Regions from separate parts of the Mus musculus genome. Here regions 1, 2, 3, 4, 5 and 6 are each linked to region 7. A link is a loop called in an ENCODE intact Hi-C map of the cell type or tissue named here. Cell type or tissue: heart. All regions are shown on one strand.

Region 1 (4,000 bases), 83 kb after region 7:
AGCTAACTTGTTGGTATTATTCTCTAAGTAGACTAACAAAGTGACTAAACTAGGGTCTCATGAATAATTAATATTTTCAATGACTTATTTGTAAAAAAAAAGTTTCAGATTGCTTTGTGTATTTTATGTAGCAGATTCTAGGCTCCTAAGTTTTTCAATTTTCTGATACTCAATATATGGCTCAAAAATCCATTTTCATGTATGAAGCTGTTGAATGGGATTGTTCTCTTTATTGAATCTTCACCCATCTGCCTGTCTTCTTCCACCCAATCCATGTCACCTCCTTACATTTTAAAAGCCATCTGCCAAATGGTACTTAAGTATGAAGCATTCAACTTTTTTCTTAAAATTTCGTCTCCATTCTGCATTCAACAGCGTAAGAAACATGGTAATTGAGAAGGCCGACAGTTCTTGAGTTCATCTGGTCCTTAAGATTAGTTCTTCAAAGCACCATTTATTTTGTTTTAATTTTTATGTATTTATCTTATGCCTATGGGTGTTTTGTCTGCATGCATGTCTGTGTACCATGTGCATGTCTGGCACCTGCAAAAGCCAAAAGGGGAGGTGGGATCCCTTGGGACTGGAGTTATAGATAGCTGTGAGTCACTGTGTAGGCACTGAGAGTAGGAATCACCCCAGGTCCTCTGGAAGGCCAGTCAGGGTTCTTATGTTAAGCCATCTCTCTGTCTCCCTCGTGTAGCACCGTAAGCGCAGTAGTTATACCCTTCCCTTGTGTAGAAAGGTGACTTTCCTCACATACAAACCATGAGATAGTGAAGGCATTTTGAGCTGTATATGATGGCTGGTTTTGCCTCACTGGTTTTAAAGGCTTTCTTTTCTTATTTATCAACAGAAGCCCCAGGATTCTGCGCTTCACAGAGTTTGAGATTTTAGAAAAGAGATGTACTTTTAACTCTGGCTATTTCTTTTTCTCTTTTAAAAATATTTTACTTAATATTTATATGTGCATGTGTATTTTAATCAACCCTTCCCCACTTCTCTCCCCTGCAGTTCCTTTCCTATCCTTCCTTCTTACTTTTTCTCCTAATTTCATATGTTTTTTCTTCTAATCTTTAAAATTTTTTTTGAAATACTCACTGGGTCCATTTAGTTGTGCCTATATGTGTAGGATGTGGGACCATCTACTGGAGCATAGGTAGCCAGCCTCTTAGGGCCAGCATCCCTGAGAAAATTCACTTTCTCACACCCCGCAGCCATTAATTACTAATTGCTCCTCAGATGGGAGAGGGACTTCATGGGCCCCTCCCTCTCCCTGCTAGGACTTCAGCTGCTTGATCTTGTGCAAATCCTGTGCTGTCTCAGATGCTGTGAGTTCCCATGTGCAACTGAGGCATCATGTCTGACAAATATTGTTTCACTGCAGACATCCAGTCTCTCTGGCTCGTACAGTCATTGTTGGTGCTTACAGTGTTCACAAGTAAAACTTCCCTAGTAAGATGCATAAAGCCTTCCAGCACTGAGAACTAGGAAGTAAGGCAGCATCTAGGATGGTACAAGCTTGGCTTTTCCATGTCCTATTATGTAGATATCTGGTATCTTTAGCAGTAGGGTTTTACCTTAAGTTCTGGAGGATATCCAAGAGCAATAGCAAACAAAACAAAACAAAAAACAAAAACATACCCCAAAACAAACCAAACAAAAATCACCCCTCCCCCAAACCAACCACCAACAAACAACAAAAACCCAAGAACAGAAAAATTAACCCTGGAATTAGGAGGGGAGTTGTCTATGTGACCCTATTAAGTAACAGCTCAAAAGGGGGTAGCTCATACACCTTAGGGGGCTGTCGTCATTCTCCATTATAAGGTAGCTCATTTTATATATGCAGGTGTATGTGTTTACATTTGAGGAGGTTTCTATGGTAGGTTTCCATAAAGGCCTTTAGTGTTGGAAGAAATGGGGTGAGGGATGGGAGGACAGGGTCAGAGAGGGAGATGGGAAGGATAATAACCCTGAAGCCTGTGGCTTCATACTTTATGTGCTCACATAGACTCCATAGTGTGCTTCACTTGCTGTGTAGATTAAATCGTGTGCTTTGCACATACCTTTAGGCTTGCTTTAATGAGATTCGACAGCTGATGCTGTTATATAAATTTCTCCAGTATTAGGTTACTCTTGATTACATGACAGAAATGGAATGTGGCCTGGAGGTCTTTGTTTCTCTGCCTTCCGGAGCAGGGCATGGGAGCTGCTTTTGCTGTTGTGGCTGTTGCTGCTATTGTTCTGGAGAATGGTGGCAGGCTTCCAAATGCTTCACATTTACTCACCATGCTGGGAAACAAAGCCCTTATTAAATCAGAAAGACCTAGTCACTTACATGTCTTCAGGCAAAATAGGACCTGGTTTTAAAGAGTCCAGACAATGTTAGTTTCAATTCTTTCTGTCCCTCAGTGCTCTCCCAGCAAAGGTCTGAGGCTGAGGCTTTCTGTTGAGTGATGGGGATGGAGAGGGGAAAAGACAGCTTTCCCTTGGGAAGAAAGTGAAGTAAGAATGAATCAAATAACCCTGCTGTAAGAAGCGATACAGCTTAATTTTCTATGCATACTTATGCACACGTAAAACTGTGTATTGTAGCCACAGCCCATGTTAAATCATGAAATACTTGGTTATGGGATATGTGTGATCTGGTGCGTGTCTTAGCATGGCTGTTAGGAGTCTTTGAGATGCTGTCTGTTGTGGGAGTGAGTGAGCAGTGATGGGGAGACAAACACTGCTAATGAGATAAGCTCTAAAGGATACGTTTTATTATTGTTACAGTAAATTTTCTCTTCAGTTTTTTCCTGTCACCTTTTCACCCATGCTTTTGAGTTACTACTGAGAGTCTCTGTCTCCATTCCTCTCTCTGAGCTGAAGAAGTAGTGCCAACAGGCTGTGGTTGATGGTCTGTATTTTAACTGGCATTAGCAGAATTAATTTGTGGAAGTACAGTTCCGAGTTTCCCAGTTCTGAGGAGTCTATGTATTTTGCCCCACCTGCAGTTTAGACTCATCTCTGGCAGTAGCATGGAACTCAGGAGTATTTGGACCCGGTGGCCTGTGGTGTACATGTTAGACACATTAGCACATCCTCATGGACCTAAGGAGATCTATCACTCCTGATGCTCTGAAGGCGGAACTGTCTTTACATGTGGTTCAATATTGTTTCTGATCTAAACCGGCAGTTAAAGATGAAGTTTTCTCATTTGAATGTCTATAAATGTGTGGGCTGCATGCGTGTGTTCATGGGTGTTTGCATGTGTGTGGGTGCACTTGCACATGTGGGAGTGCATGTGTAGGTCCACAGTTGAGACTGAGTATCTTCTTTGATTACTTTGCACTTAACTAATGGAGGCAGGGTCTCTGGTTGAACACGGAGCGCACCATTGGCTAGTCTAGCAAGCCAGCTTCCCTTGGTAATGTCCTGTCCCCGCCTCCAGAGTACTGGGACTAAAGTCAGCACCATGCCGGCCCAGCTTTGATGTGGGACCTGGGAATCCTAATTCTGCTCTGCACGCTTGTGCAGCAAGTGCTTTATGTACCGAGCCATTGCCCTGATTCCAATCACGAGTTCTGATGGTGATTGACCCTATTGGTAATAAAAGAATAAAACTTTTTTTTAAATTTGCTATTGTTGAGTTATAATCTATATCACATAAAATTCACTGTCTTAAGTGAGAATGCAGGGTTAATTTTATTTTATTTATTTTTGTTCTTGTTCTTTTGATATTTTTATAAAGTTGTACCAAACACCAGCATGGAATTCTGGAAACTATGTCTTTTAGTCAGTCTTTCTTTGTTTCCTTCCTTCTGTGTTAATGACCAATATATACTAATTTTCTTTTGTATGAATTTGTCTGATTTAGAATTTCATAAAAATAATTTTTTTAATTTGTTTAGACACTCCCAGAAACATCTTTGCCAAATTATGCCACAAATTTGAAAGACAAGAGTTCTTTAGTTACATCTCTCTATAAAGTTATCCAGGAGCCACAGAGTGAGGT
Region 2 (4,000 bases), 190 kb after region 7:
ACTGCTCTTCTGAAGGTCCGAAGTTCAAATCCCAGCAACCACATGGTGGCTCACAACCACCCATAATGAGATCTGGTGCGTCTGAAGACAGCTATAGTGTACTTACATATAATAAATAAATAAATAAATCTTTAAAAAAAAAAAAGAAACCCAATGAATAGAGGCTGGTGCTCAAGTCTCAAGTGAGTCAAACCCAGAGGCCAGGGTGGTGATGGAGAAGCCAGGGTGGTGCGATGGAGAGGCCAGGGTGGTGTGATGGAGAGGCCAAGGTGGTGTGATGGAGAGGCCAGGGTGGTGTGATGGAGAGGCCAAGGTGGTGTGATGGAGAGGCCAGGGTGGTGTGATGGAGAGGCCAGGTTGGTGTGATGGAGAGGCCAGGGTGGTGTGATGGAGAGGCCAGGGTGGTGTGATGGAGAGGCCAGGGTGGTGTGATGGAGAGGCCAGGGTGGTGTGATGGAGAAGCCAGGGTGGTGTGATGGAGAGGCCAGGGTGGTGTGATGGAGAGGCCAGGGTGTGACGGCAGGGAGTTCATCATGGAGAAACCCAAAAGAACACATGAGAAAGAATGGACATGTCACAACAAGGGGCTGGAAGAAAGTAAGACCAGCCAGGCAGAAGAGGAGCTTCAGAGCTAGTTAGCCAAGAGCCGACTTGGGTCACAACAAAGTGTACAGGTCTCACCATAGTTTGTTCATTCACTAAACAAATTCCCCTTCAAGTATAGGCCATGTGCCAGAATCTGTCCTAGGTACTGAGAACTTGTCTCTGAACTTTTCTCCTTGGGGAGCTTGCCTTGTAGCAAGAAGAGCAAACAATAAATATGACCCAGGATTAATTTACATAGTATAGTGTAGTGTAGTGTAGTGTAGTGTAGGGTAGTATAGTGTAGTAGTAGTAGTGGAGTGTAGTATATATAGAATTATGTAGTATATTACCGACAGATGGTAAGGAACTACTAGCAAAGGAGATGACAAGTGTGTAGGTGCTGCAGCTAGAACATAGAAGTTCTGTTAAAATGAAAAATTCAAACCAAGCATGGCAGTGCACGCCTTTATCAGCTGTCAGGAGGCAGAGGCAGACAAATCTCTGAGTTTGAGGCCAGTCTGCTGTACAAAATCAGTTCCAGGATAGCCAGGACTACACAGAGAAAACCTGTCTTGAAAGAAGAGAGAGAGAGAGAGAGAGAGAGAGAGAGAGAGAGAGAGAGAGAGAGAGAGAGAGAGAGAGAGAGAGAGAGAGAGAGAGAAAGGAAGAGAGAGGAAGAGAGAGAGAAACAGAAACAGACAGAGACAGAAACAGAAAGACAGAGAGAGACACAGAGGCAGAGACACACAGAGAGAAACAGAGACAGAGAGAGACAGAGAATGAGAAAGCAAGAGAGAAAGCAAGGGGGTTTCAAGGGTGGTGAAGTCTCTCGGTATAGCTGGACTTCTGAGTCAGATATCTGGAATCCACATAAACCTGGAAGACAAAACTGACTCCACGGGTTGTCTGTCCTCCAACCTCCCCATGAGCTCCATGCTAAGCTCGTGTGATAACCCTCATTTCCTTATCACACCTCATTTCCTCTCCTCACAGCCATGCAGTGCTTTCCTACCACTCCACAGGACCACATTCCCGCCATTTCAGAAATTTCCACTGGTTAGTATTTGAGTAGAAAATATTTTTCCTTTCCTTTCCCTTCTCTTCCCTTTCTTTTTTGTTTTTCCCTTCTCTCTTTTTTGGGAGCATCAAGTGTCCTTGTAGCTTAGGTTGGTCTCAAACTTGAAGACTCAAATGATTTTCAAACAATCTTCCTGCCTCAGGCTCCCAAGTAGTCAGAACTATAGACCCAGGCTGCCGTGCCCAGCTCCTGAATCCTGAGCAGGTGGAGATGACCTTCCGGGAAGATGACCATTAGGGCTGCTGGAGTCGAGAATTCCAGACAGAGGAAAGAGCAAGTGGAAGAGACAAGGGCAGGAATGATGTTCCTGCATCTGAAAAGTCATCACACAGAATGGTGTAGTGAAGGATGAGCGGAGTCGGACACGGAACACTTTAAACTATTGTGAGGACTTCAGGGTTTTCTGGGTAAGATGTAAATATTGGAGGATCGAGCAGAGGAGCTCTGTGGCCTGCTTTCCACCACCCTGGCTGCGATGATGGAGAAGGACCAAACGTGTGCTGCAGTTAAGTGAGGATGAGGGAGGGACTACTGCTCTAATCCCAGAGAGACAAGGGCGCCCCCTTCTGTTTCCCTGTGTCTTTCTTCCTTTCTTCCTTAGACCAAGTCTTCTGCCTCAGCCCCCCCCCCCCCGGGTGTGGGAAATCCAGAGAATGGGAAACACCCGGTTCCCATCATCCATAATTTGCACTTCACCCCCTAACCTGGAGATTCTCTTGTGCCTCCGTCTTCTTCCCACCCAGAGAGCCAGGTCCAGCCCAGCTCTGTTCCTAGCTCAACTCCTACATGCTCTCTGAACTGTTGAGGAATAAGTCCACTGAAGGTGCCTGTCCTACCTCCCCAGACTGGGCTGGCTGGAGCTACTAAGCTTTTCCATTATCCAATAGGCCATGTCTTTTAAAGTATGGAGTAACTGGCTCTCTGCACTTGAGAAAGGGGACATCGCTAAATTTTCACCCGGAACAATAAGAGACAACTACTTTAAGCCAATGGAAAAAGAATCTGGGAATTCCCTAATTTGTATATATTGTATATATTTTCTGTTGCCTGCATTTTTATTTAGCCTAGGCTAGTTTCTGAAAGTATATTAATGCTAAGCAACACTACTTTCTCAGTTACTGGAGAATCTGCTTTGAATATATGCTCAATTTGGATTTAATAATTATAATGATTTGGATGTCTATGTTTTAAAAGCAACTTTGATCTACCTCATGAGTCCAAGATTTTATGTTGGCTGTGCCTTATCAATATGGGTAATATGAATTATGAAGTTAATGTTTTTATATTGTTAAGAAAACTTACATTAAAGATGATGGAATGTCCCAAAGTAGAGCATGCAAAATATAGGTGTTTGTTTTAAATGAGACAGGTATAGTAGTGCACACCTTTAATCTCAGCACTTGGGAGGCAGAGGCACAAGGATCTCTGAGAGTTTGAAACCAGCCTGGTCTACAGAGTGAATTCTAGGACAGCCAGTGCTATTACACAGAAGAAACCTGTCTCGGAAAAAAAAAAAAACAGCAAAAACAAGCAAACAAGAAAAAGAGAAGAGGGGATATGTTTTCAATGACCAACTGTAGAATGAATACAAGAAAATGAACAAAACATATTATAAAGCATGATTTTATATATATATGGTAATGTGGAACCCCAGGGAATAAGGGCACAGCCGGCTCTGAAGCCACCTCTCAGGGACCACTCTCAGCCACACTGTCCGCACCCTTGAGGACTAGCTGTGAGCGCCTCACCCTGGAGGACTAGCTGTGAGCACCTCACCCTGGAAGACTAGCAGTGAACACCTCACCCTGGAGGACTGGCTGTGAGCACCTCACCCTGGAGGACTGGCTGTGAGCGCCTCACCCTGGAGGACTGGCTGTGAGTGCCTCACCCTGGAGGACTAGCTGTGAATGCCTCACCATGGAGGACTGGCTGTGAGCACCTCACCCTGGAAGACTAGCTGTGAGCAACTCACCCTGGAGGACTAGCTGTGAGCACCTCACCCTGGAGGACTAGCTGTGAGCCTCATGGCACCCATCCTTCCTATCTCTCATTTCTGATTTTTCTTTACTCCAGTGTAGCTCTGCTGTTGACAATCCTCAGTGGTGTAGTCATTTAGTCTCTGAAGTTTATATAGATGGACTTCTATGGTATACATTCTATCTTCTTTTTCTTACTATCATGTTCATGATAATTACATTGTTAGAAGCAGCCCTGAAACATTTCATTACTGTGTAAATTTCCATGTCTAAAATAGAGTAATTCACTTTATAAGTGTTTCCCAAAAACCAGCTTTGGCTCCATTGGCTTTTAAAATTAATTTATTTTAAATTTTTTATT
Region 3 (4,000 bases), 100 kb after region 7:
CACAATGCAAGTTTTTTCGTGTTGGAGTAGAAGTACCCACCAGTGACCTTCCACTCTGTCGGAACTCCCTGGTAAAGAGTGCCATGCTGTCGATACACTAGACATTTCTGATTTACAAATTCATTTTCATTCAAGATTATATTAGTTTTCTTTCTTACCTGCTTTATTTTACTGTATTAAAGTGTTGCTGGAAGTTAAGTGCATTCACCATGCATCCCCGTGCTTTGCCACTTCCCTCTCTTCTCCTTTAATCTCCTCCTTATTCCATCCCTTCTTCCTGTTATACCTTCTCTCCTCTCTAACCAAGAGGAGAGTCAGACGAGTAACGCCACCTTCCTCAAAAATGACCGTCAGCACCGCTTTGCCCCGTGCGTGCTCCGTGCACGTGGTTAAGAGACCCACTCTGCTTTCTTCCTCCTCTGCACTGCCGTGAAAGTGGCAGCTCAGCCTGGGAGACTGCGTCATAGCCGCGCTCCGGTGGCCCACAGAGGAAAGGGAAAGGGAAGGATGTCACAGGTTGTAACATAGAAAACTGATCCTGACCTTGAAGGCTTGCCACTTCCCCTCAGACACTCTGAAAGAATATGCCGGGAAAGAGGGTGATGTTACTGTTTAACCAAGGGCCATTGCTGATCTACTCATTTTTAAAATTACTCTGTGAATCCTCAAGGTCCAACAGGGAGTCATAAAAGAGTTTGTGATATTTGCTATTAGGCAACTACAAAATGCATACAAAATCCATTTAAACATGCCGAGTCCAAACATCCTTCCATTTCTTCAGTGAAGTTATGCTGTTAAATGAGAATAAACTATAGAAGGAAAGTAACTTAGTGGACACCCCCTCACCGTGTGAAAGCAGGCGCAGGTGCAGCAGACTGGGCTGCACTGGCCCCGAGAGCACTCCCAAACTACTGCTGCAGAGCAGAGGCGTGTAAGAGGGGGTTCTCAGGCGCTTCTGCCTTCCTTCTCAGTGTTTACATGGGGAGTGGGTGGGGGAATGTGGGTTGCACAATTCAAACATGAGAAATATTGAAGCTCCCTCGAGTGTGTGTGTGTGTGTGTGTGTGTGTGTGTGTGTGTGACTGACTGTGCGCACACGCGCAGTTTTGGATTTTCAAGAAAGAAATACATATCCTTTAACAAGATGGACATTACTTTTCAGAAACATTTTGTAGGAAAAAAAATGACCAAAACAAGAAAAAAGAGTCCTTACATATATTGGGTCTCTGACGCCCTTGTGGATCTAGGATCTGTTTTGGTTGCCCCTTGCAGACTGTCTCAGGCTACAACTTCATTAAAGAAGCCCTTGCATTACCTGTTCCTTTATGTTTATTCAGCTTCACTGCACTTGAGTGCCTCCTGTTTATGATAGCAAAAGTGTCATAATTGAGGATATAAAAGAGAATGGACTATCAAAAGAAAAGAGGCACACTCATGAGCAGTTAGAGTGTGGGCTGCAGCGCCTGAGTTCTCACTCTCTGGGATGTGAATGACTCCCATCCACTGGGCTGTAATAAATGGTACTTGCTTAGTCTTACTTGACTCTTTATAGGTAGGCTGCAGCATCCTTCTCAAGGATAGTTAGTCTTAATCTTTATTCTGGCTTCCTGTGTTTCTATTGCAGTAACAAAATACCCTAAACACCTTGCACTGGGCCCCACTTCTGAAGGGTCCCCTGCCTCACACACTGCCACACTAGGCTTACCTAGCACCCAGCACCCAAGCCACGTGGAAACCACACGTTCCTGAAGCATTGCTCAGGAAGTTTCCATGTTTCTGCATGTCTGTGATTTCTGCCTGGACATATTATTGTTCTGCTTTCGAACAGGCAGTAGTTTCTTGTGGAGAGGATGGTTATCATTGTATACTTCTTAAATATATAGACAATCTCGATTTAAAAGTAGATTTAAAATTTTCTTCATATGTAAAATTTTATGTATTGTATTTTCTGTAACAAAATCAAAGTAAAACATTTCTTAAGAAACAGTATGAAAGGACATGTAGATCCCAGCGTGAGCCACAGTGGCCATTCTGTATTGTCATGTTTCTGAAGCATAGTACTATCGAGGTCACTTGAGGTCATGACTGAAGACTGCGAGTGCCTGTGTTTGATGGGATCCTGGGTAAGCGCTCCATTCAGCTCATCTCCCCACTCTGCCACAGCCATCCCCATGGGAGGAAGGGCTAGGGCTTTGTAACCATGCACGAGTGGTGATGGAGCCTGGATGGAGCAGGAAAAGCAGCACTCACTGTAAGGAATTGTCTGCTTCTGTCTTCCTGACTCCTTCTGTTTTCCACATGTGACAAGGACTAAAGCATATCTTTTCTGTTGAGCTTTGTTCTCTTCTGTTGCTGGGAGGAGACGCTATGATGAAGGCCACATATAGAAGATAGAGTTCACTGGGGTCTTGCAGTTCCAAAAGTCCGTGGTCTTCATGGGGAACATGGCAGCGGTTAGGCAGGCAAGGTCCTGGGGAGTAGCTGGGAGCTCACATCTGATCCACAAGCAGGAAGGAAGGAGGGAGGGAGGGAGGGAGGGAGGGAGGGAGGGAGGGAGGGAGGGAGGGAGGGAGGGAGGGAGGGAGGGAAGGGAGGGAGGGAGGAAGGAAGGAAGGAAGGAAGGAAGGAAGGAGGAAGGAAGGAAGGAAGGAAGGAAGGAAGGAAGGAAGGAAGGAAGGAAGGAAGGAAGGAAGGAAGGAAGGAAGACAGAGAGCTTACTGGGAATGGCATGGGCTTTAAAACCTCCAAGCCCACTCACTCCCAGTGACTCATCTCAAACAAGGCCACACTTCATAATCCCAAACCTTTCCACCCACCAGACACCAAGCATTCAAATATATGAACCTATTTTCATTATCTCCCTGTCTGTTCTTAGCCACCTTCTACCCTTGCCACCAACCCCCAAAGGAAAACAATACATACATACATACATACATACATACATACATACATACATACATACATACATAAACCCACATCCCGCCAATTCAAAACACCACAGTTGCTGTGCAAAAATACCCTGAAAACATATTTAAGGAAAGGGGGTTTCTTTTGGCTCACAGTTGGAGGGTGCAGTCATCACATAGCAGGAGTGCAGGCAAGGCAGCTAGGAAGAAGACATATGGAGAGTGCTCGCTCACCTTCTTCTTTCCACCACTTAGCCTCAGTGCAGAGCATGCTACTACCTAGGGTGGGTGGGTTTCCACTCTGTAACCTAGAAGACAAGCATCCATCAGAGGCCAGTGTCCCAGGTGACTCTCAAGCTCATCAGATGGACGTGTGACTCGTGGCTGACCTTGGCTTGTTGTTGTGCACTTTCCTGTCCTTGCTGCCGTCTATCCCTCTTTTTACATCAGGCTAGAGGAAGGAGTGGGTGGGGGCTGCTCCCACTGAGCAGGCAGACAGGGTTTTCTTTATGACTTTTCTTCCTTTTTTATCACTCAGGTAAGCTGTGTAGGCATAGTGGTTTGTATGTGTATCAGAGTCATCAAAGATTACACATAGCAAACAAAGACATTCAATTTAAGCAATTCATCACATTGATTCTTTTCTACTATTAGTACAATCTATTCTTCTAGTCCAAACTCATGGTCTGTTTTTTATTATTTATTTTGGACCATTTAAATTACTTCTGGATGCTCTGAAATGAGTGTGGTGTTCTTTCCTCAAGAATTGCCCACGGCTCATATTGCTATGGGAAATATCCTAATGAAGGCAGCACCTACTTTCATCTTAACATTTGCTGGCATTCCAGGACCCAGATGTCTTCAGTCACCCACTGTCAGCAGCACCACAGTGGCCTGAAGGCCCGGGGTTCACATATGATCATAATTCCTCCTGATTTCAACACAGTGGAGTAGTAACAGTAACATTTCTTTTTAAAGAAATGTATTACACAACTAATTGCATGTTGACCTGATCTCCACATTTTTTACTTGGTGAATTTAATATTGTAATGAATCAGTTTAGTTCAGTGTTGTGTCTTTCAAGTTCTTCAAGT
Region 4 (4,000 bases), 95 kb after region 7:
TTACCTAAAAATAGAAACTTCTTGTTTCTCTTTAAGTTTGTGTTGATGATAGACATTTTAGGCAATACATATATACACAAGGAAGGAAAACAGGTCTGCAATCCCATAACTCTAGCTTTCTCTGAGAAATATTGTGTGCCTGTTTATTAATTGCATACAAGCTGAGATCATGCATGCTCCATGTGTTGTTTTTGCAATTTCACACGACCCCCATTATTTAGGTAGACACTCCCACAAACACTAGGGCTGGAATTCAGGGCTTCACACATGCTAGGCAAGCACTCCTTTAACAGGCTCTTTGCAGACAGGCTCTCTTTGTATGGCCCTGGCCATCCTGGGCCTTTCTCTATAGACCAGGCTGGCCTGAACTCACTGAAATACACCTGTCTCAAAGGATGCACTACCACCACCCTGCTCCTAAGGAGATTTTTAAAAGCACAGTTTAATTGCATTATAGTGTGCTGACTAGTGTATATAACTGGTTCTGTGTTGGTAGTTCAGAGGCAGGCCTCTGAGCTACGGCTCACTTGTCGCTGGCACTGCTTCTCATCATAAGTGTTTTGTTTGCCTGAATTTTATGTAAGTTATTTTCTTTGGAAAAAAAAACAAACTTGCAAACCCTGCTGATTTCTGTTTAGAATTCTCTCAAGGGTGTTGTGTTTAGATACGTTGTAAACAGTATAAAACTGCCTGTACTTTATTTCTTATATGTTTTTTAGCATTATTATTATTATTTAGCTTCTTTTTCAAGACAAGACTTTTACTATGTAGCCCTGGCTGTCCAGGAACTCACTCTGTAGACCAGGCTGACTTTGAACTCACAAAGATCCACCTGCCTCTGCCTACCAGGTGCTGGGATTAAAGGTGTGCATCCCTATGTCTGGGAAGAGCATTACAATTTTTTATCTGTCTGAAATTTGTAATGGATATTTTATGAAGCTTTATTCTGGGTTATAGTAATTTTTCCGATAATAAGTTTGTACCAAGAATTTAATCAGGAGTTAAAGATTATACTAAAGATCTGTTAATGGTAAGTTCCATGTAATGTCCCCAGAGTTACTGATAATTGAGTTGATCAAAATTAGTAAACCAACCAGTGAGCGTGTGACTCACCAACTGTGTACACTGCCTGCCTTGGGCTTTACCGTCTCTTACCAGTATATCATATTCAGGGAAATGTTACAGGCATTCTGATCCGAAGATTGTTTTGTAGATACTAGATTTGTTATTTCTATTGTTGGTTCATAGATATTAGAGAATCATCTGCACTTAACAAATACGTTTCCTTCCATCTTCCCAGAATATGTGTCTGTGGCTATCCCCGACAACATGTAAGAAAATACAGAGGTGTGAGCAGCAGGATACCGATTTCATCCGGCTTCATGGTGCAGATGCTAACAGGAGTGTATTTTGCCATGTAAGTGTGTCTCATATAAAAAGCAGAAAAAAAGGAGTTCTATTCTATGCAGCCATATGAAGAGAGGAACAAATTATAAAAGACAAGAGGGATACATAGCCACAGTCTGCCTCTCATAGCTCTGTCATTCATTGTCTCTGCTCCAGTCTCTCTTGCAAGATGTGGTGACAAGTTGTCAGACTATTGACTTGAATTCCTGGAAGACAAGCTCCCTGTCCAGCAGGCACTGCAGCCCAAGTCCTTCTCTGCCAGCGAGAGGCTCTTGGGGAGATTGCAGTTTCTTGGGGTTCACAGACAGCTTCAGTGGGCTTACAGCTAAAGGGAGGGACACAAGTGTCTCTCTCTGCACTTGCCAGGATGGTGTCAGCAGGGTTGTTATACTGTTGCCATAGTTACATTCTGGGTAACCTCTACAAGTTTCCCTACTTTTACCTAGTATTTGGGTGGGAGCTGGATTGCTGGCGAGTTTTCCTCCTTTAGGTTTCTCTGTATGCCTGTCCCTCAGAGGGGGTCTCCTCTCCCATTTTTAGGCCCTCCTTCAGCAATAGAACGCTGTTGCTAGCTAGCCCGCCCTTCACCTACTGTAGCACTTGGGAGAGCAGGTCCTGCACCTCACCTGGGTGGTACAGTAGAACTGGCCCTGGAGGTGGGAGGGGGGCATGGGTGAGCTAGCCTGGAGGGCATGAGCACAGGAGAGCTAGCTCTACCGCTTGCTGGCTGTGGCATTTGAAGAGCTAGCCAGGGCAGTACTGGAGAGCTGGCCCTGATGGCTTGGGTGTGGGAGATCTAGCAGGCTGACTAACTCAGCTACCACCCAGGCCCAGATCCAGGACTATGAGTTGTCCCACCCAGCATCCACCCCATCTATGAGCTGCTGGAGTGCAAAGCTGCAGGATCTCCACAGCAGAAGCCAACAACAGGATATCTGAGAGGAGACCCAGTGAGGAGCCTCTATTGCTAGTGTAGAAGAAGCCAGAGACCTTGAACCAGACCAGTGACTCATTGTAATGAACATTTGCAAGTGAAGACTATGGATAAAAGTACAAAGGGACATACCCTGTGACACACTGAAGCTTCTACCATGTGATAGGGTTTTTGTTTGTTTTGTTGTTTTCTGTGTTTTTTTTTCCCTTTTTGGGAGGGTGTTGCAAGGGCAGATTTGAAGGGATGGGGAGATGAATGGGGTTGGAGTGCATGATATGAAATCCAGAGAGAATCAACACATAAAAAAAAAAGGAAAGGAAAGGAAAGGAAAGGAAAGGAAAGGAAAGGAAAGGAAAGGAAAGGGGAAAAGGGGGGAAAGGGGGGAAAAGGGGGAAAAAGGGGGGAAAGGGGGGAAAAGGGAAAAACAAAAGGGGGAGGGGAAGGAAAGGAAAGGAAAGGAAAGGAAAGGAAAGGAAAGGAAAGGAAAGGAAAGGAAAGGAAAGGAAAGGAAAGGAAAGGAAAGGAAAAGGAAAAGAAAGGAAAGGAAAGGAAAGGAAAGGAAAAAGAAAGATAGCCTGGTAATAGGATTGGCTCATCTCTCCCCAAAAGCTGTACAACTTTTGTTCATATGAAAAAAGTGTCTGGCAGGCCTGTGCTTTTCCCATGGCAGTGGCCACTCTGCTCCTTCAAGCCTGCACCATCAAAGGCCACCTTTTCTGGTCCCCATTCTGCTTCCCGTGTTTCTTGCTGATGCCTATATAGGAGGCCTGGGAAAGTCCATGAACAGTCCATGTATATGCTCCAGGGGTTGTAAGCTCTGCTACCTCCAGAGCCAGCGTTGTGCTGTACTAGAATCTGTTGGAGAGCTAAGTTACTTCCCATCTGATGCTTATAGCCTCCCCCTCTTGGCCTCAGAAGTTTGGTTGCTCTCCCTCGGCTCTGTGATGGGTTCATTAAAAGTTACCATTTTGAAGATAACCTGAGTTTATCTTGGCTTTCAGATGGGAATAATGCTTTCACTATTGAGCCTCTCTTGTGCTCTTGATGTAATTCATGCGTCTTTATTTTGTTGACAGAGACCATTATATGTCTGTTGACTTGGATGACTCAGTTGATTTTAGGATGTGTTTGATATATCACTGAAAGTTGAACATATGTAATACACACATGCTGAATTTCTTATCTCTTGTGTTTGCAACATGCTTTATGTTCCTTTCTAAATGGGCTTCAGGAGGCAAAGCAGCAGCTACATAGGAAAGTGGGTAGGCTTGGGTTCTCAGTAAAACCATGGGAACTACATGGTAATTTGTCCATAATTGTTCAGAAAATTATTCTAAAGTATATAGTTTATTATGTTCTGAATTACTTTGACAGTGTAAGATGCCTGAAATTGCCTTAGCTCTTTGATTTCTGTTCTATAAATACTCATGTTCCTTAGAGAAGAAACGTACATGTATAAAATTTTATTTGCTATTAATAGGTGTTCAGATAATAGGAACTTTAAACATAATTTTTAAGGAGAATAGAATGTTAAGCAATGTGCAAATGTGGTCTGTTGCTTTCTTTAGTAGAGATAAATAGTTCCTCATTATGTTTTGTTTTGTTATATAGGATAAATTAAAAATAATGCTTTAACTCCCATATTTTGCAGATACAATG
Region 5 (4,000 bases), 230 kb after region 7:
TCAAGCTCCAGAGCTGCAGAAGGAACACCAGAGGTAAGTACATCTGCAACCATTACTTAATAAATAAAGCAACACACCCATGTGTGGACTATGTTGACATTAACCATCTTTTAGTATAAATAGAACACTTAATGTACTACCCAGTACATTGGGTGGATCTACTCAGAAATGTTTGAACACAACTTGAAATGCAAAGCCATATCACCCTCTAAGTATTAAACATTCACCAACGCTCCCATTTATTACATTTATTATTTTGAGTGTGCACACACGTGTGCTAGCACACACATGAAGGTGCAAGAATAACTCTAGAGAGCTGGCTCTCTCCACCAGGTCCCAGAATCAAAGGTAACGGGCTTGGCACTGCTAAGCCCTCTCACTCCATTCTCCAACCCCTCATCTACTTTAAAAAGACATGGGGTGACTGCATTAAATTCCTGCCTGTTCTATTGGCCTCAGGTAAATCCTTTAACCCATCACAGCAGCGTATCCAGTCAGGTTAGAGTTCTCATCCTTGGCCAAGAACTGTTCCTGGAATTATGCCTGGAAAGCCAAACTTGCCATCTAACACATACCTTGAATTCATGATCATCCTGGACACAGCACTCATCTGCTCAAAAGAAAAAAGAACCAGCACTGTTACAAGCAGCAGCCACAGCTTCCTTCAGAAAGGACCTTCCTGGTGGCTCCTAGCTGCATCTGGTGATGGAAGGCCTGCCTCTGACTAGCATTTATTCCTGCACAGAGCTCTAATCTTCATACTGCTGACAGCTGGGAGTCCATTTTATTCCCTCTGGGCCATCTTTCCCACTATTTCCACCCCAGAAGCAAAAACTCTTAATGTTTAGAAGCAAATAGTACTGCAGGTAATAGCAGTACTCTTCCTTTAAGAAAGTGAAACATTTTCTCTGATTTCAAAACCAGAAGCAGCGTCAGATGTGTCTCCTGAGCCTGAATGAGGAAGGGAAAAATAACTCCTTACCTTAGAAGGTGGCTCATGCTGCCCTTCACTCTCGAAGGGGCTCAACAGAACCCTAACCTCTAACGGAAAGAAAACTACAACACAGGGAACTTGTTTACAAGAGCCCACAAGCCTATTTTTCCTCTAAAATGTCCTTTACCAGGCACAGTGGCTTATGTCCATAAATGCCAATACTTAGGGTCCTAGAGCACAAATATTCTCTGGGCCAGTATGACAATCTGTCTCAATAATCTAATAATCTTTTAAAAAGATTTATTTCTTCTATATGAGTGCACTGTTGCTATCTCCAGACAACACCAGAGGAGGGCATCAGATCTCATTACAGATGGTTGTGAGCCACCATGTGGTTGCTGAGAATTTAACTCGGGAACTCTAGAAGAGCTGTCAGTACTCTTAACCACTGAGTCATCTCTCCAACCATGATATTTACTTTTAATTGGTGTCTCAATCAGTCACCTCTTAAACAGGGAGGACTCCTGGGTGCTCGCTAAACACCTATACCCGGTCTTAGGAATTCCAAATCACGATTCCTAAATCATTGCTTATAAGTCACCTTGCTTAAGTGCTAATCCAGTGGCTCAGATTTCTCCCAGGACCCAAAACCCAGACAGGCTGGGTCTGTGTCAGCAGTAGGGTAATCCAGGTCCTGTAGGCAGAGGTCCCTGCTGGACTCGGTTGCAGGTATCCGCCTGAATATACCCTCAAACCTTAAAACAAATGAGCACAAAACAAAAAGCCCAGCCTTTGTGCCAAGCAGCAATTAAAGGACACGTGCGGCGGCGAGGACGCGCCTGCGTGGGCGAAATCACCCCTGCCCTTGCTGACACTGGGATTATCCTGCCTCCTGCTACTTTCCGAGCTCTGATCTCATTCGCTTCCTAAATAGTCGATGTCCCCGTCATCGGAGTCCTGGGCGGGCGGGAAGCCCCGAGTGTGCCCAGGACCCGGGCTGTCCGGACGCCGCGCCTCCATCCGAGAGGGGACAAATCCGGGCAGCGCAAGGCTGATCGCCTGTCCCACACAGAAGGGACGCGTATGGGCAGGGACCCGCGCCACGGGCGAGCGCCGTGAAAATCGCCAAGACCACGTGGCGTGGTCCTGGGACTCGCAATGGGGAGAGTACTTACCAGGAGCGCGCCGCGGCGGAAGAGCTGGGCGCCAGGGCGGGACCGAGTTTAAAACCGACCGGACATTGAGCACCGGGGCTCAGCCAACCAGAGTGGCCCAGCGCCCCTCCTGCCCGCCCCTTCCCCCGTTCCCGCCTGACTCCAGCGCCGGCCCTCACGCGCCCCCTGGCGGCACCAGAGCCACTGGCCCCGCCCGCTTCCCCAAAAAGACTTAAACTATGTCTGTCTGTGATATTTGCATGTGCTCAAAATGCCAGACATAGGTGTCAGCTTCCCTGGAGCTGGACTCACAGACAGCTGTGAGCCTCCTAAATTGAATGCTGGGAACTAAATTCAGGTCCTCTACAAGAACAGAACACTGTTTAAGCGGCAAACCATCTCTCTAGCCATGTAAAAACAAAACGTAAACCAACCAAACAGACCAAAACATCCGCCATTAAATTCCTGCTACATCCTGCCACAAGTAAGCCACCTTTTATTTCTCCTTATAGCAACAGCCCTCAAAAGAGTTGCCTACTCTTTGTGTGCTCTTGGTATGTTAAGCGTCACAGGCCACTGAGGAACTGAAAAGTAAGACACCACCATGGTACCACTTACACACTTATCAAAACGCCTGCACCCCAGACCCCACTCATCCATTGCTTGTGGGAACGCAAGAGGAGAATTCAGAAGACAGTGGTGTAAGAAGGAACCAACTGAAGCCATTTGGAACAGGCCTTAACTCAAAGTTTAAGTTCCCAAGACCTCCCTGGGTAACTGACTTCCTGCTTGGTGAGTAGAAGCATGGATGCTAGGTGAGTGCACTTCAACATGAACGCTGCAGTTGAGTCCTGTAGGAACAGAGTAAGTGCACCACAAAGACGTGCTCTTAAGGAAGTCCCCTACCCCTAAGTCCTGATTGGTGGGATAACTTAGCACAGACGTTTATGGATTTCAAGCTTAAAAGCCCCGTACCATTCTGGCTTGGGGTTGCAGTTCAGTTCCTGAGTCTCTTCTATGGCCCTGATTGATCAGCAGCAGCCCGAGTGCAATACATCTTTGTCATCTGCTTAAATACTTACTAAGATGTTCGAAGACGCAGTCAGACGGAGTCTGTGCTGCTGTTCCTAACTGGTTGATTTTTGCTGCCTAATTCAAATAAAGATCTTGCTTTGGGGGGACTCTTGAACCTGCTCGGGTTGTTTTGGATTTTTAGACCCCAACACAAGAACATATCTATAGGCACCTTAAACTGTTTCTCTATTTGTTTCTCAGTATGTGTACGTGAGTGTCTTTGTGTTTGTGCTCGTGTTGCCCATGCACGTGGAGGTCACAGGTTGGTGTTTCTTTCCCTCAATTATTCTCCACATTATTTTTTGAGACAAGTTCTATCACTGGGCGTCACTGACTCAGCTAGACTCTTCACTAGTCCTCCCCGCCCTGCAGAGGTCTCTGCAGCCTGCATGGGCATCAGAGAGAGGAGCCTTGGGAGGTGAGGATACAAGGCAGGTCAGCTCCACAGGGCTCAGTGGTCAGCGCTGACAAAACTTTGGCAGTCAGACCTCAGTTATTTATTTTAGGTATACTTAAGCACAGCACAGTGTGGCCAAAACTATCCTTGTGATGGTTTGTTGCATTCGTCCTCGACCAGCCCGAACGACAAGACCACCAGTTCTTCTAACAGCAGTTTATTCGGCAACCTTCAGTCTTCATCTCTCTCCCTCTTCATCTCTCTCCCCCAACCCCGGGCCTCTCACTCTTATATACTCTCAGCCCGCATCCACTCACGGCAGGCCACGTCACCTCACCAGGCACAAGGCTTCAGCCAATCAGGGCGGCAGGGGCGCGTCTCCACCAAATATAGATTTGTTTACACCACCAGCTCTGCATCCGGCAGGCACCATCTTTAAGG
Region 6 (4,000 bases), 48 kb after region 7:
ATTCATCTGGAAGATCAGCAAGTGCTCTTAAGCTCTGAGCCAACTCTCCATCCTCCCTTTTACTATTAAAATTCTTTTAATTTATGTGTGTGTGTGTGTGTTAGGTGCATGTGTACCTGGATGAGGGCAGAGGCCAGAAGAGGGCTACTGATCCCCTGAGACTGAAGTTATAGAGGTTGTGAGCTTCCACATGGGTGCAAAAGCAGTAATATTTTTTTTAACTCTTCAGTTGTCTTTTAGACACCATATTTGAAATTTTCAAGGCTAAAGTCAAAAGCAATGAACATAAGAAAAGGTAGTATTTTAATTGCTATTTCCGAAATCACACAGACACAGACAGACAGACAGACAGACAGACAGACAGACAGACACACACACACACACACAGACACACACACACACACACACACACACACACACACACACACCCCACACACACCCCCCAGAATCCGGTCAAATTTTGATATACTTTTGGGAAATGATTCGAGTAATTGAATATCAGCTTGCTGTCCTTTTCTGATTACGTTTTAAAGCATCTGGTAAGACTTAAGGTCTAAAGGGCTCAGAGAGATCCTGAGACCTTCATGGAACTTCTTAGTTGTCACCACTAACCACACAGTCAATCGTCTCCCCTGGGCGTTCCCGGACCACGCCCATCGCGCAGACCACGCCCACTCAAATCGCCCCCCCCCCATCAATAGTTTCAGATTCTCATTGGTGGAGAAGTTGTTCTGGGCCCACCCTGGGGGTCAGTGATAGGCTGATCCAGTGTGGGACGGTGGTGGTTGGCTGCTTGGGGACGGGTCTCTGGTGGTGCCTGTCAGAGAGGCTGGCGGCAGTGGCGGCTGTCCGGGCTGGGTTGTCAGTCAGAGAGAGGAGGGAAGATGGCTCGCCCGGACTCGTGCTGCTAGAAGGAGAGGGGCAGGTGGCGCGGCTGCCGGCGGAGCGCAGTCGCCCGGTCGCCGTGGTCGCCGTGGTCGCCGTGGTCGTGGGGGGAGGCCGCGGTAGGTCCGGAGCTGCTCTGGTGAGTCTGCCGCGAGCCGTACGCCGGCCCCTGAGGCGCCGGGAGACCGAGAACTTTCTTTGGTCTGGGAGGAGCGGGGCTGAAGCTGTTGCCGGCGGCGGGTAGGACTTCGTCCTGGGGCGGCGGCCCGTTGCGGGTAACGGCTCCCGCGCGAGGCGCGGCCCGAGAACCCTAAGTTGGCCGCGGCCGGCTGCCCGCTGTGAACGAGGCTCCGTTCCCGGTTGGGCGATGAGCTGGGGGTGCCCCAGGGTCGGCCTAGCACAGAGCCCACCGTAGCCTATGGCCACTGCCCACCCGTCCGCGCCGCCCAAAGCCTGGCCTCGCCGCCCACGCTGGCTCCGCAGACCCGGTGCTCTTCAGAGCGGTGCTCGCTCGGGTCTTGAATCCCGTGGGGCTGGGGGTTCGGAGTGCCAGACCGGTCTGTCTGTCCACCACCAGGAGAGCTCCTCTTCTGCCTGCGCCGCGCTGGACCCTGGAGTTCTGCCTCTTCTGCGGCTGCTGTGACCGCCCTCGAGGATCGACAGGGTTTTCTGTCCACTGAACGGTTTTTTGTTTTTGTTTTTTTGTAAGCTTCTTTCTTTTTTCTTTCTTTTCTTCCTTTCGTTCTTTTTTCCTTCCTTGCCCCCCCCCTCCCCGCACGAAAACACCCCAGGTTTGCAAGCTTCAGCAAAACTGGGTCTCTGCCCTGCAGCGTGCATGTGTTTGCTTTGTACCTTTAGAGTTTAGAGGTTCCTGAAGAATTTGGCCCTAGTGGTTTTGCACTGCACTGAATCGCTTCTGGGATAAAACGCTATTGCACGCGGGCAGCGGCTCCACTGCTCAGGTAGGGGGAGTGCTGCTGCGATACAGAGACTGCTACTGGTTGCATGCAGGGTAACACTGGCTTTCTGTACACTGGGTGTCCTTTGGGTAACAAGGTAGGTTTTGCAGGAGATGTGCCAGCCCTGTGGTTCATGCCACGCGTTGCAGTTTGAGGTTTTCAGTTGTTACAACTTTTATCTACATAAAGCCACAAAGATTAGGGTAACCTTGAAACAATGCGATAGTTCTGGGAGGTGTGTTTTCCTAGGACTGCTCTGTTGCCAATGGCACCAGCCTCCTCCCCCCAACCCCCACCCCCGATCGTTTGTGACCACTTTTCCCCTTTAGGTGAATACATTTTAAGGTTTATAAGATGACTCTTTGTATCACGTTTTTGAAGTACACTGAAGGACAAGAAAGGGGAAAGGTTTCTTTGTCAGGAGTGGTATCAAAATCAAGTATTCAGATAATTTCACTTTAGTAGTAAGGGGGAAGCCCAGCATGTATTTAGAAACCAGACTCTACAATTGACTCATTTTACAGTCATTTGATTTATTAACATTATTTCCAGAAACAAATTAGAAATCCCGTTAATAATCAGTAGCTACAGTCTCTGGGTATGCATGCCAGGTGGAGACTGGGTTGGGTCAATGCAGACAGAGTTCTGTCTTTCCTTTCATCAGGCTTGGTGGCAAGAGCTTTTACCACCAGAGCCATACTGAAGGACCCTGCTTTCCTTTTTCTACTTTTTTGTTTGTTTTTATTCTTCTATTTTATAAAATCCCCTTTGGTTACATTTTTAAAGAATGGTGTAATTTTGACAATAAGTTTAAGTATATCTTCTAGTTCACTTTTATTCAGCATCCTGTTGCCTATTTGTAATCAAGCCTAAGAAATCTTCATAGGTGACTTTTAAGAGTGTAGCTCCAAAACCAGTCATAAGATTACTTATGGCAATAAAGTAGAGATGTGTGAGTGAGACTTTTCAAGAAAATGGAAGGAAAGAAAGGAGAAAATGCTGGCTATGGAATAGCATTTCTCTGTCTTGGCCACATATAGTATTTTGCAGAACTTAAAATTTTTACTCTCAGAAGGAACCTTCCCCACCCTGTTTCCAGCAAGGGCAGGATAGGACCTAGACAACAGCATTTAATTAAACAAGAACTCTCTGAAGTATAATACATACATATTTCAATTGTGACACTTAATATTTAATATGTTAATATTTATAAAATCATTGCCACAATTAAAATAACAAACCCACATATCACCTCCTAAGATTGTTTGTATCCTTTGTTTCCTTCTGATTCTTAGGGAACACTTTCTGTTGGTATTGGATACTTTCCTGTAAAGTTTATGTTTTTAAACATATTGTTGATTTCCTAGATATTTTTAATGTGTGAACATGGTTGAAAAACCACTTGAGGGGCAGGAGAACTGGCTCTGTAATTAAGAGCACTTGTTCTTGCAGAGGACTCTGGTTTGGTTCCTAGTACCCACATGGTTGCTATTCACAACCATTCTTAGCTCCAGTTCCAGATTAGATGCCTTCTTCTGACCTTCAGAGGCACCAGGCACTCGTGTTTTTCACACACATTTGCAGAAAAAAACACTCAGACATGTAAAGTAAGTCTTTTATAAGAAGCCCCCCACAGTAGAGCATAGGTCGAAAGAATTTCATGTTTGTGCATGCATGAATAAAGAGCAGCGTCAAGGCAAAACCTCTGCCGGTGGGTATGAGGTGATTAATCCTAGTTAGTCCTTGGGGAGCCGGAGACAACGGTGATCAGTAAGAAATACATTTCTGAAGGCAACATCTCTAATAAGAAACAAGATAATGACGACTGTATTTCTTTGTTTTAATTGTCAGTTATCAGTAGTACCAAGATTGGTTTCCTAAAGTGCCCTTTAAAGGTCCACAAAAAAGTGAAGAGAGCATCCTAGTATTGTGAGAACAGAGGTTCTTCAGAAGAAGACCTGTGGTATCACTGTGGAAGGCTTTGTCAGGGGTTTTTTGGGGGGCGGGGTTGTGTTGGACGGGAATTAGCAGTTTGTTGCTTCTTTTTGAAATGCAAGTGCTGCTAAGGCTTCTTTTTAGTCCTCCAGAGTTAGGCTGCCTATCTGAATGGAGGAAGGACATTTAGCAATTGATTATGACCCGGGTGCTTAGCCCCA
Region 7 (4,000 bases):
TGTGTGTGTGCACCCCAAACCAGTGCAGGCTGGATTGGCACACTGCCCCTCCTTCCTAGATATGTTCCAGGATGCATTTGGCCACAAATGAGGAGATACCAAGAGGTTGCTAGGCAGCTCTAGGAATGACCAGATTGCTTTGTTTGGAGAGCGATGTGCATGCGGCTGGATCCTTGTAAGTACCACTCTCAGGTTGCTAAGTGCTTTGCTAGGAGAGGTGTGTTTGCCTGCGTACCTCAAGCCAAATGGCGTCCCAGTTGCTAAGTTAGCACTGTGCCTGCCTACCTAAGTCTCATAAAGTACATATGAATAGTAAGTATATTTGTATTGATAATCTGGGCATTGTCTGATTATAACATAATAGTTATAGCATACCTACTGTCTGTGCATATGTGTGTACGTTCACATGCATGTGTCTGTGCACATGTAAAAGAGAGCACTATCTTAGGTATTTGCGCCTGTTTGAGAAACAGTCTAGGGATTTTAGAGATCATGTAAGTTCTACACTCAGGCCAGTGACCACCATGAGAGGAATCCCTCTTTGGTGCCCTCTGTCTGTCTTACAGGAGAACTGGGAGGATGCCTGAGCCCTCTAACTCAGATGACTCTGTGTTCATGCTAATCAGAACCTGCAGATCCAAAGATCCAGTACTAGTCATCATTTTTTTTTGTTTTTAATTTAAATTTAATTTTTATTTTTTAGTTCCCTGGGTAGCACGGGATGCAATCTTGTGTCTACAAAAACTGCAGCTAAGGAGAAGGGGAAAAAACAAAACAAAACAAAACAAAAAACAATTTTAGAATCTAGTGATACCTGATTTCCATCAGAAGGAAAAGCTCACAGTGGGAAAATTTTGCCTCTTGCTTTAGAGAAAGCCCTGGGGACTGTAATAACGATTCCAGTGTCCTTAGAGACCACAGACATCTCTGTCACTGCCAAATGGGAAGTTAAAATTAATATTTTATGTATCACATAAAACCAAAAATCTAGTTCAAACCCAGAGGACTAGAGATTATTTGCTTATGGTCTGTACCTTGTTCCCACGCTGTGTCTCATCTGTGTTCTGACCTTTCCCCTTTCTGTTTATACAAAAACATACACAGGAGTAAGGAAACGAATTGGAATTCAAACAAACTGTGTTTATAGTTCTCCCCAAACTCGATCTCTCTCTCTCTCTCTGTTAAGGTGCCTATTTAACTAAAACTATTTGCTAAAACGGACCTGGTCTCTCCAGGTTCTCCCAGCATCCCTCAGTCCCTACCTGTTATAGTCCCTGCCCTCTGTTCTCTCGCGCTCTCCCTCTCCCTCCTTTCTTCCCTCCCTCCTTTCTTTCCTCTCCTCCCTCCCTCCCTCCCTCCCTCCCTCCCTCCCTCCCTCCCTCCCTCCCTCCCTCCCTCCCTCCCTCCCTCCCTCCCTCCCTCCCTTGTCCCCCTCTCTCTTTCCCCTTTCATTTCGCTGGCGGAGAACGCCTTTTGTTTAAACAATAAGCATATTAAAGTCGTAGAGGCGAGTGAAACCTCAGATTACGTGAAATGTAGGGCACTGATATTTAACATGCTTGGGAAAATCATCGTAGCTCAGCCTTTCAAGAGACCGTTTCCAGCTCCAGGATTTGTCCAGAGGCCCTGGCTTCTGGTGCTCACACCCAGCCCCAAGGCTGTGCGGCTTGTCTCCACTAGAAGGAGCTTTACGCCTTAGATAACAGCAATTTTCAAGACAGGAGACAGGGGAAAAATAATGCGTTGTAAAATAGCCTTTGCTTTCTACTACTGGAAAACAAGGACCCCATGCCTGGACAACGACGACGACGACAACAACAACAACAATGGGGGTGGGGGTGGGGTTACAAGTACAGCGCCCCCACCCCCACCCCCGCCCCTAACCTGCCAATTTGTATGTAGAGGTCAGAGGACAAAGGACAACCTCAGGTTATCAGGCCTCCCCTTCCACCTTGTTGGAGAAGAATCTCTTGTTGTTTGGTGCTATGTCCACCAGCCTAGCTGCCCCCTGAGCTGCTAGGAGTTTTCCTTTTCCACCTCCTGACTCACAGGAGAAGCACTTGGACTGCAGATACACACACCCTTAAGTAGGTTCTGAGAATCAAACTCAGGACCTCATGTGGTAAGGCAAACTTCTTGTCCCCTGAAGGATTGAAATCCTAGAAAACAGGGATTCTTGATATGTGCTTGAGGGTGAGCGCTGAAAGGGCCGTGGGACCAGATTAAAGGAGTTCCCACGCAAGGTTTTGACAGTTAATAATGAAGTGACTGTGGGTTATTTGTTTGTTTGTTTGACTGGTTTTCTCAGACGGGGTTTCTCTGCGTAGCCCCGGCTGTACTGGAACTTGCTCTGTACACCAGGCTGGCCTCAAACACAGAGCTCTGCCTTCCTCTGCCTCCTGAGTGCCGGGATCAAAGACATGGGTCACCACACCCAGCTGTGACTTCCTTATTAAGTTCCTAAGGTTAATGAAAAGGAAAAAGTTACGCATAAAAATGTAAGTATAAGAATGTAAGAATGAAGAACAACAGATTTTTCTCTTAACGATGTTTGCAGTTAGGAATTAAGACAGAAATTTCTTTCCAATTAATTGCATGTCTAACTAAAGAGTAATTTAAAAAGGATTATTATAACCATATGACTTCTTATGTAAGTATAAAATCAATGTGGAAGATTTTATTTAACTAATTAGTGAAAAAATAGTGATTCATTAGAATTTTATGAAAGAGAGAGAAAGACATGTTGAAATGAATTTATAAATAGGTGCAAAATACATCTTTTCAAAAGACAATAATCAATTGCATTCCACTGGCAATTTGTATTTCTACACAGAAGAATCATTTGTAATATTATTAGTTCATTAAAATTTAACCAAGTTGTAAAATATTTCAAGTAAAACATTGAAAAGTGTGCCAGACAAGACTGCCAAAAATCTTAAGAATTTCATTTTTTACCTTTTCCTTTCTGACTTCCTTCCTTCCTTTAGTGTGTGTGTGTGTGTGTGTGTGTGTGTGTGTGTGCTCACATCACACCATCACACATATGTGATGGCATAGCTCACATATAGAGGCCAGCAGGCAACTTGCAGGAATAAATTCTGTGTGTTCTGGGGATCAAACTCAAGTTGCCATGTATATAAATTGGCAGCTGAGCCATCTCTCTGGCCAACCTTTTCTTAAAGTTCATATTCCCTCTTTGGTTGAAATCCTTTGGCAGAGCAGCCCTGATGATAGAACGAGTTATTCCCCTTCATGTCTCTAGAGCTAACTTGTTCTGGGTACATCCAAGCTTGTACTAGAATCTTGGAGGCCAGTCAGTGTCAAATGGAGCAACTAGAGCCGACTGCTAATGAGGGAACCCCAGATGCCTGTTAGATCTGGATCGCAGTCCCTTGGGTTACATTGGTTCCAGCTTCTGGCTGTGTTACCCATGCTGGCTGTGGTTTCTCAGCTGCGCTGGGTGCAGGGAGCTGTTCAGTGCTGGCTGATCTGCAGGCTTGAGTAGCGCTCTCGCTCTCTCTCTCTCTCTCTCTCTCTCTCTCTCTCTCTCTCTCTCTCTCTTGTGGGAAGCCACTTGTGCTGTTGCAGGGTGGTGCTGGCTACCGCTGGCCACCACGCATACATAGGCAGTAAAGTTTTTTTTGCCAAGATGAGGTTTTGAGAATTAACCAATCAGATGAGAGACAAGTTAACCAATCAGATGTGAGACATGCAAATGAGGTGGTAAGCATAACCCATGCATAACCAATCCGGGTGTGAGACTCGCCTTTCCTAGGCCTATATAAGCAGCACCAGTTCTGGGCTTGGGGTCTCTTCGCCTCTGCAATCAAGCTCTCCCAATAAACATGTGCAGAAGGATCCTGTTGCAGCGTTGTTCTTGCTGGCGAGCCAGGGCGCACTCAAGACTCTCTCTCGTAAATGAGCCTATCAAGTATTAGACATCATGATGGCATTTGGAACAATGTGTTTGAATGATTCTCCTTGGCTCCGGACATCACTG

Evidence for each region. Peaks named below come from ENCODE experiments on the same cell type or tissue, not always from the same donor. Only the 100,000 strongest peaks of a DNase experiment are listed, where the experiment ranks them.
Region 1: a loop joins it to region 7, with 4 times the contacts of the local background. A loop is called at or near these places in 2 of 42 quality-filtered maps.
Region 2: a loop joins it to region 7, with 7 times the contacts of the local background. A loop is called at or near these places in 14 of 42 quality-filtered maps.
Region 3: a loop joins it to region 7, with 2.0 times the contacts of the local background. A loop is called at or near these places in 3 of 42 quality-filtered maps.
Region 4: a loop joins it to region 7, with 2.3 times the contacts of the local background. A loop is called at or near these places in 3 of 42 quality-filtered maps.
Region 5: a loop joins it to region 7, with 14 times the contacts of the local background. A loop is called at or near these places in 20 of 42 quality-filtered maps.
Region 6: it touches region 7 in a loop (4-fold over the local background); 6 of 42 quality-filtered maps call a loop at or near these places.

The regions. Positions count from the first base shown.
Region 1 is chr5:23,991,734-23,995,733 of GRCm38, reverse strand. Fam126a (family with sequence similarity 126, member A) reads left to right here. Exons shown (of 11, transcript NM_053090.3): 3 at 3,897-3,998. Among named protein-coding and RNA genes, the nearest start is that of Fam126a, 37 kb to the left of the region's middle. In heart, no CTCF peak of the experiment used is centred here; a DNase peak (open chromatin) is centred at 2,243; H3K27ac peaks cover 1,094 bases.
Region 2 is chr5:23,889,146-23,893,145 of GRCm38, reverse strand. It overlaps the pseudogene Gm9534. Among named protein-coding and RNA genes, the nearest start is that of Gm42228, 38 kb to the right of the region's middle. In heart, a CTCF peak has its summit at 2,216 (motif pointing left); a DNase peak (open chromatin) is centred at 2,225; H3K27me3 peaks cover 288 bases.
Region 3 is chr5:23,975,205-23,979,204 of GRCm38, reverse strand. The region is part of intron 10 of Fam126a (family with sequence similarity 126, member A); the gene reads left to right. Among named protein-coding and RNA genes, the nearest start is that of Fam126a, 53 kb to the left of the region's middle. In heart, no CTCF peak of the experiment used is centred here; no DNase peak of the experiment used is centred here.
Region 4 is chr5:23,980,567-23,984,566 of GRCm38, reverse strand. It overlaps Fam126a (family with sequence similarity 126, member A), which reads left to right. Exons shown (of 11, transcript NM_053090.3): 8 at 1,301-1,417; 9 at 3,993-4,000. Among named protein-coding and RNA genes, the nearest start is that of Fam126a, 48 kb to the left of the region's middle. In heart, no CTCF peak of the experiment used is centred here; a DNase peak (open chromatin) is centred at 2,256.
Region 5 is chr5:23,848,731-23,852,730 of GRCm38, reverse strand. It overlaps Gm42228 (a long non-coding RNA gene), which reads left to right. Exons shown (of 2, transcript XR_880875.3): 1 at 1-33; 2 at 2,601-3,277. 2700038G22Rik (RIKEN cDNA 2700038G22 gene) reads right to left here and starts at 2,134. Exons shown (of 4, transcript NR_045042.1): 1 at 2,110-2,134; 2 at 576-610; 3 at 1-13. Snord93 (small nucleolar RNA, C/D box 93) reads right to left here and starts at 498; the gene lies at 454-498. In heart, CTCF peaks have their summits at 1,300 (motif pointing right), 2,066 and 2,299 (motif pointing left); a DNase peak (open chromatin) is centred at 2,150; H3K4me3 peaks cover 1,887 bases; H3K27ac peaks cover 1,197 bases.
Region 6 is chr5:24,027,503-24,031,502 of GRCm38, reverse strand. Fam126a (family with sequence similarity 126, member A) reads left to right here and starts at 813. Exons shown (of 11, transcript NM_053090.3): 1 at 813-1,024. In heart, a CTCF peak has its summit at 1,823; DNase peaks (open chromatin) are centred at 812 and 1,862; H3K4me3 peaks cover 2,228 bases; H3K27ac peaks cover 2,068 bases.
Region 7 is chr5:24,075,181-24,079,180 of GRCm38, reverse strand. No RefSeq gene overlaps it. Among named protein-coding and RNA genes, the nearest start is that of Klhl7, 23 kb to the left of the region's middle. In heart, CTCF peaks have their summits at 566 and 1,662; a DNase peak (open chromatin) is centred at 1,640; H3K4me3 peaks cover 1,020 bases; H3K27ac peaks cover 880 bases.